3 separate regions of the Homo sapiens genome follow, and regions 2 and 3 are each linked to region 1. A link is a contact called in ENCODE Hi-C or POLR2A ChIA-PET data. All regions are on one chromosome and are shown on one strand. The core of a region is the stretch at or near the end of the contact, and the rest is flanking DNA. Distances in the headings are between cores, read along the strand shown.

Region 1 (2,700 bases), core at 66-2,565:
GGGAGCCGCAAGGTCGTGACCCCTGCCTCTGCCCGAGCGCGCCCTTCGGCCCCTGCAATTAGCGCCGGGAGGTCAGCAGGAACCCGGACGCCTTCACCCGCGGCTCAAAGCACAGCAAAAGGCGACCCCATCCCCTCCCCTCCGCGGGTCTCAGACTCCAGGGCGCAGCCAGGACTGGAGCCGACCTTCCCGACAGGCAGGGGTTGGAGGCCTCTGACCGGCACCCGCATTTGTCACCTTAAATCTACAAGTCACGAAGGTGCTGGGCCCTGCAGGCTGCGGTAGCTGACCCTCGTAGGGACTGCTGCTCCCGCGAGTCATGGCCTTTGTCCTTGTAGACGCGGCCAGGTTAAAAAACAAAAACTTCCAAAGTTGTGGAGTAAAAAAGAGAGCATCCTGGTACTGGCAAGTTGTCCCCAGGGCAGAATTTGAGGTGTGTATGTTGGGGAAGGAGGTATCCTTTCTCTATCGACCCATCGCGAATTCAGGTTATCCCCCGCCAGGCGGGGTCCAGAACAAGGGTCTAGAGATTTCTACAAGCAGCAAGGAACTTGTCCAGAGAATTACGAGCCAGGGTTCCCGCACTGAATTTTCTAACATTCTTTGGAAACCCAGAGGAGGGCAGGGCTGTTTTTCTCATCTGAGGCACAAACGGGAGTGAAAGTGATATCCAGGAAAGAGGGGAAGGCAGCTTCTTCCGAGGCTGAGAATGGGGCTGGGGACGGAGGAGGAGGGGAGTGGGGCTGGGAGTGGTGGGGATGAGAAGGGGCGAAGGCGAAGCGCCCAAGTTCCGGAACCCGGGAGGCGCTGGGGTGCCGAGCCAGCTGCGGCGACCTGGACGCATTCGTAGACGAGACAGATAGGTGGCACTCGAAGCCCAGAAAAAAGGCGAAGGCGCCTGCCCTGAGTGGCCTCTGGGGCGGCCGCAGCCACCATAAAGCCTGCGGCGAGATTGCGACCGGCGCCAGGTGAGTAATAGGCAGCAAAATCCAGAGAGACTGCGAGCCGTTCATCCCCTCCACCCCCCGCCCATCAGCGCTACAGGAGTTACTCATTAACATCACAATATACAAATGAGATACACAGGAGATTAAAAAAAAAAAAAAAAAAAAAAGAGGAACGCCAGTAAGAGAGGCTGGACACAAGTCTGAGCAGGGTCCCCAAATCGGGGGCGGGGGGAGAGAAGGGAGGAGGTAAGCAAATTTGGACTGAGAAAGAAGAGAAAAGCAAAGCATTTCTTCCCTTTTGGAGGCTGAGTTCTTTTTTCCCCAATTCGGGAGAGCGCAACCAGCCAACTACCACCTTCTCAGAGGCGCGGACACCGCGCGTTGTCGCTGGATCCAGAGCTGCCCCCTTCAGGCTGTAGCCGCTGCGCAGAAGGAGCGCGCCCTGGAAATCTCCCAGTCCTCGGGGGAGCCCCAGCCTCAAAGGTCCCCAGGGCCCGTCTCAGCTCAGGCCCTGCCACCCCCGCAGCGCACCCCGCCCCTCCCCCCCCCCGCGACTCCGCACCAACATACTCTGGTTGTCTGTCTTCCCTCCCACCCCCGGAGACATCGCAGAGGAGGCTGTAGGGGTCCCCACGTGCCTGGCCAGAGATGGAAGGGGCTTTGCCCCGCTCTCCAAAAGGTCTCGACCTCGATCCCTTCCAAGTACAGGATGAGGGAAGGGAGGGGGCGTCCTCCTCTCCGGTCATTCAAGAGGCCTGAAGGTGACAGGGACTTGGGGCCGGGCTGGCGGGCTCCAGGGGGTGGCGGGTGGGGGGTGGGGAGGGAGGCAGCCGCCAGGCAGGCTCCAGCTGGGTCTTCACGTCATGGCCCCCAGGGCAAGAAAAGGGCTAAGGACTAACCCTCGAACCTTCCCGTGCCGCCCCCGCCCCCCAACAGACACACACCTCGGAGGCGAGGCTGGGGGTCGGGAGACCAAAAGACTGACAGTGCCTCATCATTTTTTATTGAATGTTTCAAAGATAAATTGAACTTCAAAAGGCAACTCCCCGAACAGCCTGGAGACGGGTTTGAAGGGGAGACTAGGGGAGGATGTCAGCCTCCTGGGTGACTTTTGCCGTGGAGGGGGTGAAATGTGCACCCTGGAATTACCTTTCCCCTTTCGGGGATAATTTCCCTCCTCCCTCGCGTGACACAGCTAAGTTTTCGCGGAGCTGGCCGCGCTTTGCACGCACAACTCGGGATGGATGGGGCCTCGTAGGGGCGCCTTGGGCCAGCCGGGTTCAATTTGAGGCACCAGGGACTGCAGGCTGTGTGGGGGGTTGCCGAGTGGAAAGGCGTTGCGTCTTGTCCACTTCTACAACCTGGAGGGTTGCTGCCTAGCCAAGCCCGCTCGGACTGCTGGGGCATTCTGCTGGCCTTTTCCCCGAGCCAAACACACTGGTGCAAGAAGGTATTTTCGACTTGGATTCGCCAGATTGATGTCAAAACTGAGGGCGAGCTTAAAACGAAAAACATTCGTACTTGCCGAGCTTACTTTTGGTCGGATTCGGGTGGGAAAACCTGACTTAGGGAGCACATCAGTCTTTTTCCATTAAAACTTAAAAGTATCTGAAATTACCCTTCTTTCTGTATTCTCATCAGGCCCCTTTCCGTCTCCCTGCTTTGCTCCCTAATTTAAAGGAAAAGTAATTTCAGATTGAAGTGGCTCCCTTCGCTCAAGTAAGGGACTTTTGTTTTTAGCTTTGTAACTTGA
Region 2 (2,700 bases), core at 136-2,635, 740 kb after region 1:
AGAGGTCATCTTAAAGCTTTGACTTCAGGAGTCCTGAGAAATATCTTCCTAAAACTAAAAACTCCCCCAGAGACCAATTGATTTGATTTAAATCATGTGGCTGATTGTTTTCCGAACACAACAATATTTTCCATTCTATATGCTCTTCTACAATATGACCTTGCACCCTCCCATCCAGCGGTTGGGGTTTGTGTTCCCATCCTTTAGACCTGGGTGGGCTGTGACTGTTTCGACCAGTAGAGTCTAATAGAGTATGGCAGAAATTATATTGTGTAACTTCTAAGGTTTTGACCAGTAGAGTCTAATAGAGTATGGCAAAAGTTATATTGTGCAACTTCATAAAAAGCAATACCGCTTCTGCCCTGTCCACTAAGACACTTATGCTAGAACCTCAAAACACCATGTAAGAGTTCCAACTAACCCTGAGGCTGCCACACTAAGAGGAAGCCCAGGCCACATGGAGAGGCCATATGTAAGTGCTAAGCGATGGCATTTTTAAGTGATCCCAGTTCCTGTAAGTAAATCTGCCTTGCAGATTTCTGTAGCAGAGAATTCCAAGCAGAGGGGGCTGTAGTGCAAAGGTCACGAGGTTGGAGTGAGCTGTTCGTTTTGAACAGAGGAGTGCCATGGTCTGGTTTAGGATTTAACAGGTCCTGGGAGCTGGGATCACCTAGAAATCCCTTCGCTTAGCACCTACATATCCCAGCCATTGAATTATGTCCAGATTAGACCTTAGACATCTTGGAGCAGAGAACACCTGTCTGCACCTTCTATCAAAACTTCTGAGTCACAGAATCTGTTACCTAATGAAATGGTTGTTTATACCATTAAGTTTTTGGACACTTTGTTACACAGCAAAGATAACTGGAACAAAGTGGATCTCTTTGGAATGCAAATGTCTATCAGTATGAGAAATATAAACAATCAGAATTGCAGAGTATATATTCACTTGTTTATTTATTCACTTACTCTCTTACATCCCCGTTTATGAACACACGCATGCTCTCCTAATTTATTCACGTACTTATCCAAAAGCATGATAAATTCTCACTATGAACAGAGATACCCTCTGAGAGTTCACTTGGCAATGGGGATTCATTCATTCATTTCATAGATATTTATTGCCTGGGAAGTGTTCCTCAGAGATGTATCAAAATAGGAACAGACTTTCTTTCCTGCTTTGGTTGGAAAAATCCCAGGGAAGGCACCTCATTGGCTCTGTTGGATGGTGTGTCCAATGCTGTACCCATCACCCAGCCCAAGAGGGTGGGGAGCTAGCATGGACAGCCTCTATTCAAACCATATGTTTAGAGAGGAGGCAGGAGCAATTTATCAAAGGATCACCAGTCCCTGAAGAAGTGAGGGCGCTGCCAGGTCAAACAACGGCTGTCCCCTACGAAAGACCTGCCTTGCCTGTTCTCCATTGACATCATGCACCACCTTCGGCAGCTACTAGTGTTTATCCATCTGCTTTGGCTTTAACTACCAAACTCTAGAGGCATTTCTAATACTCGAAGCAGCAACTCGGATTTTTAAAAGCTGCTGCTTGTATCATTTACCGTAAGATCAGCCAGGCTGTAAAACAGCATCCGAGGCTTCCCAGAGGATGAGGGAGGACCAGAGGTAAAGAAACTCTTATTTCCCTAGGCAAGTCAAAATGTTAACCCTCTGATGACCCAACTCTCTGGTGCACCTCTGCTCTGCAGATTACATGAAAAGAAACCTATTCTATATCTCAGTCCAATGACATCATGGGAAATACCAGGAATTTTTTGGCTGCACACAAAATTCCTGTGAGATTCTTGGAAAATCTTACACAAAACTGTGAGTAACAGGGACTTAGTAACCTCAAGTCATCTTAATCAACACCAGGCGATAAAAGGAGAATATATTTTGAAACCAGGCAGATCTATATTTGAATCTCCTTGTTCTGCTATTTATCAGCTATGTGAACTTGGGCAAGTTACTTTTCTCTAAGGCTCACTCTTTCCATCTTTAAAATGGGCATTATGATGCTCACTTCAACAGTTTCCAAGGGCTGATATGAAAGAATTAAATCAGTTAATGGATGGAAATGTGTGTCACAAGGTCTTGCACGCATCTCGGTTATTATGATTGTGTTGTTGCTATCACTTTTGCTAAGTCATAAAGCTGCACGTCTTTTCTGACATGGGATTTAGGGGTATCCCAGGAACAGAAAAGAAGGCTGTATGATGCGAGAAAAATCAAAGAACAAAATGATATATTGTATATCTAAATATGGAAGTAAAAACAATAAAGCTTCTAGAAAACACTATAGGAGAGTTTTTTTTTTTAATTTTTATTCAGGCAGGGAATGATTTCTTAAACAAAAACAAAAGACAGTCCCCAAAAATCAAATTTAAAGGAAATATATGTGTGTGTGTGTGTGTGTGTGTGTGTGTGTGTGTGTGTGTGTATGTGTATATAAAATACGAATTTCTGTTCACAAAGACACACTATTAAAACAGTGAAAAGTCAAGTAACAGAAAAGAAAAAGATACTTGCAACACTTATCACCTAGTAAAGGCTCATTTTCAGAATATGTAAACAGCTTCAGAAATCAGTAAGAAAAAGAGAGATAACCCAATTTTAAAAAAATGGGCAGAAGATTCAAACAGGCATTTCATAAAAGATCTCCAAAAGTATGGCAAACATATAAACTGTTGGTCAGCCTCAATA
Region 3 (2,700 bases), core at 38-2,537, 780 kb after region 1:
CCTTTCCAGAAAGACTCTCAAACCCTCCCAACGGAAAACTTCCCACCTGGCCCCACCATAGGTTTGTGTTTCATTTGCCTAACTTATTTGGGTATGGATCCTCCCCTCTGTCTGGGTGATGTGAATAACTTCATTCATCTCTCATGACGTAACACACATCATCTCCTTCAGGAGGCCTTCCCTGATTGCTCCTCCCTCCTCCAGCCTGCTGTCTTTTGCTGCTTCTGCCTATCCAAGCTTTTATCATCCTTGTTTCTTCTCTGTCTCCCCTGCTGGGCAGGAAGAGGGCAGGGGCTGAGCTCTGTAAATCCAGCAGGAAGCATGCAGCTTGGCTTCTGGGAGGGTCTCTCGGGAAGTGTTTGCAGAATAGAGAGAAAATGGGACAGAAAGGAAGAAAAAGCTCATTTGCTCAGGATATTCAGTTAGAATGCTGACAGCAGGAAGGCATCATCATAATAGTAATAATAATAATAATAGTTCCTAGCACCTACTAGGGGCTTTGTATGTGAGTCTTTTACATATTAATTCATTGTGTTAGTTTCAGTCCTCTGGGAAGCGGAAGTCTAGATGGAATGAGACATTTACTGAGGGAGATGTCTGTGAAGGATAAAGGGGAATGAAGCAGGAGTAGTCCAGGAGAACCTGCACATCAGGATGCAGGTCCCACAGGGGAAGAAGAGAAGGGAGGCGGACTGGGCAGGAAGAGCCTGCAGGATAGGTCTGGTCCACTCCGAGAAAGTCTCTGCCTGGTGATGAGGAGTGGCCCGCAAAGATCGGCCATCAGAGCAGTCCCAAACCAGGCAGGAGAGGCTGGGCTCTAGCACCTCTGCCATGCCCAATCATTGGTTGGCGGCAGCTGGGAGAGCGGGTCCTGGCTGTGCATGCTTGGGTGGATCTTAAGTTGGGTCATCTGGAGGCTCTCAGCTTGCAGGACTTCACACACGGAGGTCTGAAAAATCCCAGCTCCAGGGCTGCAGCACCCAGATAATCCCCACAACGCCCCTAGGCACCACTGCTGCTATTGCCAAGCTGCGCCTTAGGGGAAGTGACATGACCTGGTCCAAAGCTACAGAGCTCTTAGAGATGGAACCAGATATCAATACCAAATCAGGCGTGTAGCCACCCTGCCCTTGGATCCTCGGCAACCCTCGGGGAAAGACAGGTTATTAGAGTCTTGGGTTGATGGCCCAAGGCCCATTTTTCTGAGAAGGAATATGGGACCCTGAGCCAGGAGTTGACTTGGCCATTCCCGAGGGAGGCCAGCAGGCACACCCAGGACTCCTGGCCTCCTGCAGCCGAGAGGAAGGAGACTCCGAGGCACCGATCCTTGGGGTTAGCAGGAGGTGGATGTCCACCAGCTCCTTTGTCAACCCTTCCCCAGCCCCACTAATGATGATAACACCAGCCTGGTCCTACAGAACAGCTTCTATGTGTTGGGGACTGTTGAACCACTTATATCTTTGCCTGTCTTTAACCTCCCGGCATCCCTGTGACGCAGACACCTTTATTCTTCCCGTTTCCCAGGGGAGAAGATAGAGATGCAGAGAGGCAAGACACTAGCCCAAGGCCACAGTTAGAAAAAGGCAAAGTTCAGATGCAAAGCCAGGTAGGCCCTGCTATTCAAGGCTCTGCTAACTTCAGCCAAGCAAGTAAAAAACAATGGATGTCCTGTGAACAGTGGCATCTTTGGAAAACGTCGCTGTTTTTATTAATCTCTCTCAAGATAGATGTTGCTCAAACACAGCAGCGTCGTGACAGTGCCAATAGCCAGCAGTCTCCTGTCCGCGTGGGTTGCGAGCCCCGGGCGTGGACGGAGTTGGGAGCGGAGGGCGGCAGGTGCCAGCGGGGCCCGCCTCTCCCTGCAGGCGGCCCCGGCAAGTTCACGGCCGGCCCGGGGCGAGGGGCGAGCGGCGCGCGGCCGTGCGGCTCATTCTACCGCCCTGCGTGCGAAGGGGAGGCCGCGCCCCCGCGCCCCTCGCTCGCGCCGTGCCTGCCGCCGCCACCCGCCCGGCCGCCGGGCCGGCCACTGAGCGGCCGCTGCAGACTCGGCGGCGCCGGCGCACCTGCAATCAGGCCCCGCGCCGCGCCGCCTCCTCGAGCCCAAGGCCGCCGCGCGCCGCGCTCGCCGCTGATAAGAGGCGGCGGGGGAGGGGCGCAGGATGCTGGCGTTGCGGAAGGGCGGGGGATGGGTGGGCAGCTGGAGCGGGCTCCCCTCCCCTCCCCTCCCCTCCCCTCCCCTGCCCTTCCTCTCCCTCTCCCTCTGCGATGTCTCTCCCGAAAGTGTGTGACTTGCCCATGTCTGTCTCTTGTCTGCGCCTCTCCCCTAAATTCCCTCCCTCCCCAGCCCTCGCCGCGAGCGTGTGTGCGCGCGTGTTCGTGTGTGTGTGCGTGTGCATGTGTGTCTGTGTCTCCAGTTGCTCCCTGTCTCCTGTACCTGTCTCTGTGCACTTCCTGACCTTTCTGTCTCCTACTCCCCACCTCTCTGATTCTCTCCACCTCCTGCTGATTCTGTCGCTCTCTTCTCTCTTAGCATCCCCTCTTAGTTTCTCCCTCTCTCCCTGTTCTATTTCTCTCTTCCTCACCTAACTTGGAGCCAGTCCCTCCCCTCTCCCTGTGTCTGTCTTCTCTCCCTCTCTCCATCTTTCTGACTCTGACCTGCCTCTCCCCTTCTCTCTCCCTTCCCTGTCTCTCCGAGTCCTT

What was found. A loop is a pair of places that touch in the nucleus more often than their neighbours do. ChIA-PET counts read pairs that join two places held with the same protein, here RNA polymerase II (POLR2A). Pooled maps may share reads with other maps.
Region 2: a loop to region 1 is called in a pooled map, with 15 times the contacts of the local background. The contact joins two enhancer-like sites. A Hi-C loop is called at or near these places in 8 of 168 maps with a recorded cell type or tissue (Caco-2, HCT116, HepG2 and 3 more) and 14 of 50 pooled maps. POLR2A ChIA-PET finds 5 or more read pairs at or near these places in 2 of 52 experiments (AG04450 and HepG2).
Region 3: a loop to region 1 is called in a map of Caco-2, with 4 times the contacts of the local background. The contact joins two enhancer-like sites. A Hi-C loop is called at or near these places in 7 of 168 maps with a recorded cell type or tissue (Caco-2, HCT116, HepG2 and 4 more), 1 of 37 single-sample maps with no recorded cell type and 12 of 50 pooled maps. POLR2A ChIA-PET finds 5 or more read pairs at or near these places in 5 of 52 experiments (AG04449, AG04450, BJ and 2 more).

What each region holds. Positions count from the first base shown.
Region 1 is chr12:114,667,401-114,670,100 of GRCh38, forward strand. No RefSeq gene overlaps it. Among named protein-coding and RNA genes, the nearest start is that of TBX3-AS1, 14 kb to the right of the region's middle. Within about 2 kb of position 1,316, at least 16 of the 41 ENCODE cell types and tissues checked have a DNase peak (open chromatin) inside an H3K27ac peak, as active enhancers do.
Region 2 is chr12:115,403,591-115,406,290 of GRCh38, forward strand. All of the region lies in intron 3 of LOC105370003 (a long non-coding RNA gene), which reads right to left. Among named protein-coding and RNA genes, the nearest start is that of LINC02463, 480 kb to the right of the region's middle. Within about 2 kb of position 1,386, at least 2 of the 41 ENCODE cell types and tissues checked have a DNase peak (open chromatin) inside an H3K27ac peak, as active enhancers do.
Region 3 is chr12:115,450,010-115,452,709 of GRCh38, forward strand. The region is part of intron 2 of LOC105370003 (a long non-coding RNA gene); the gene reads right to left. Among named protein-coding and RNA genes, the nearest start is that of LINC02463, 430 kb to the right of the region's middle. RefSeq lists a silencer at 1,907-2,016. Within about 2 kb of position 1,288, at least 4 of the 41 ENCODE cell types and tissues checked have a DNase peak (open chromatin) inside an H3K27ac peak, as active enhancers do.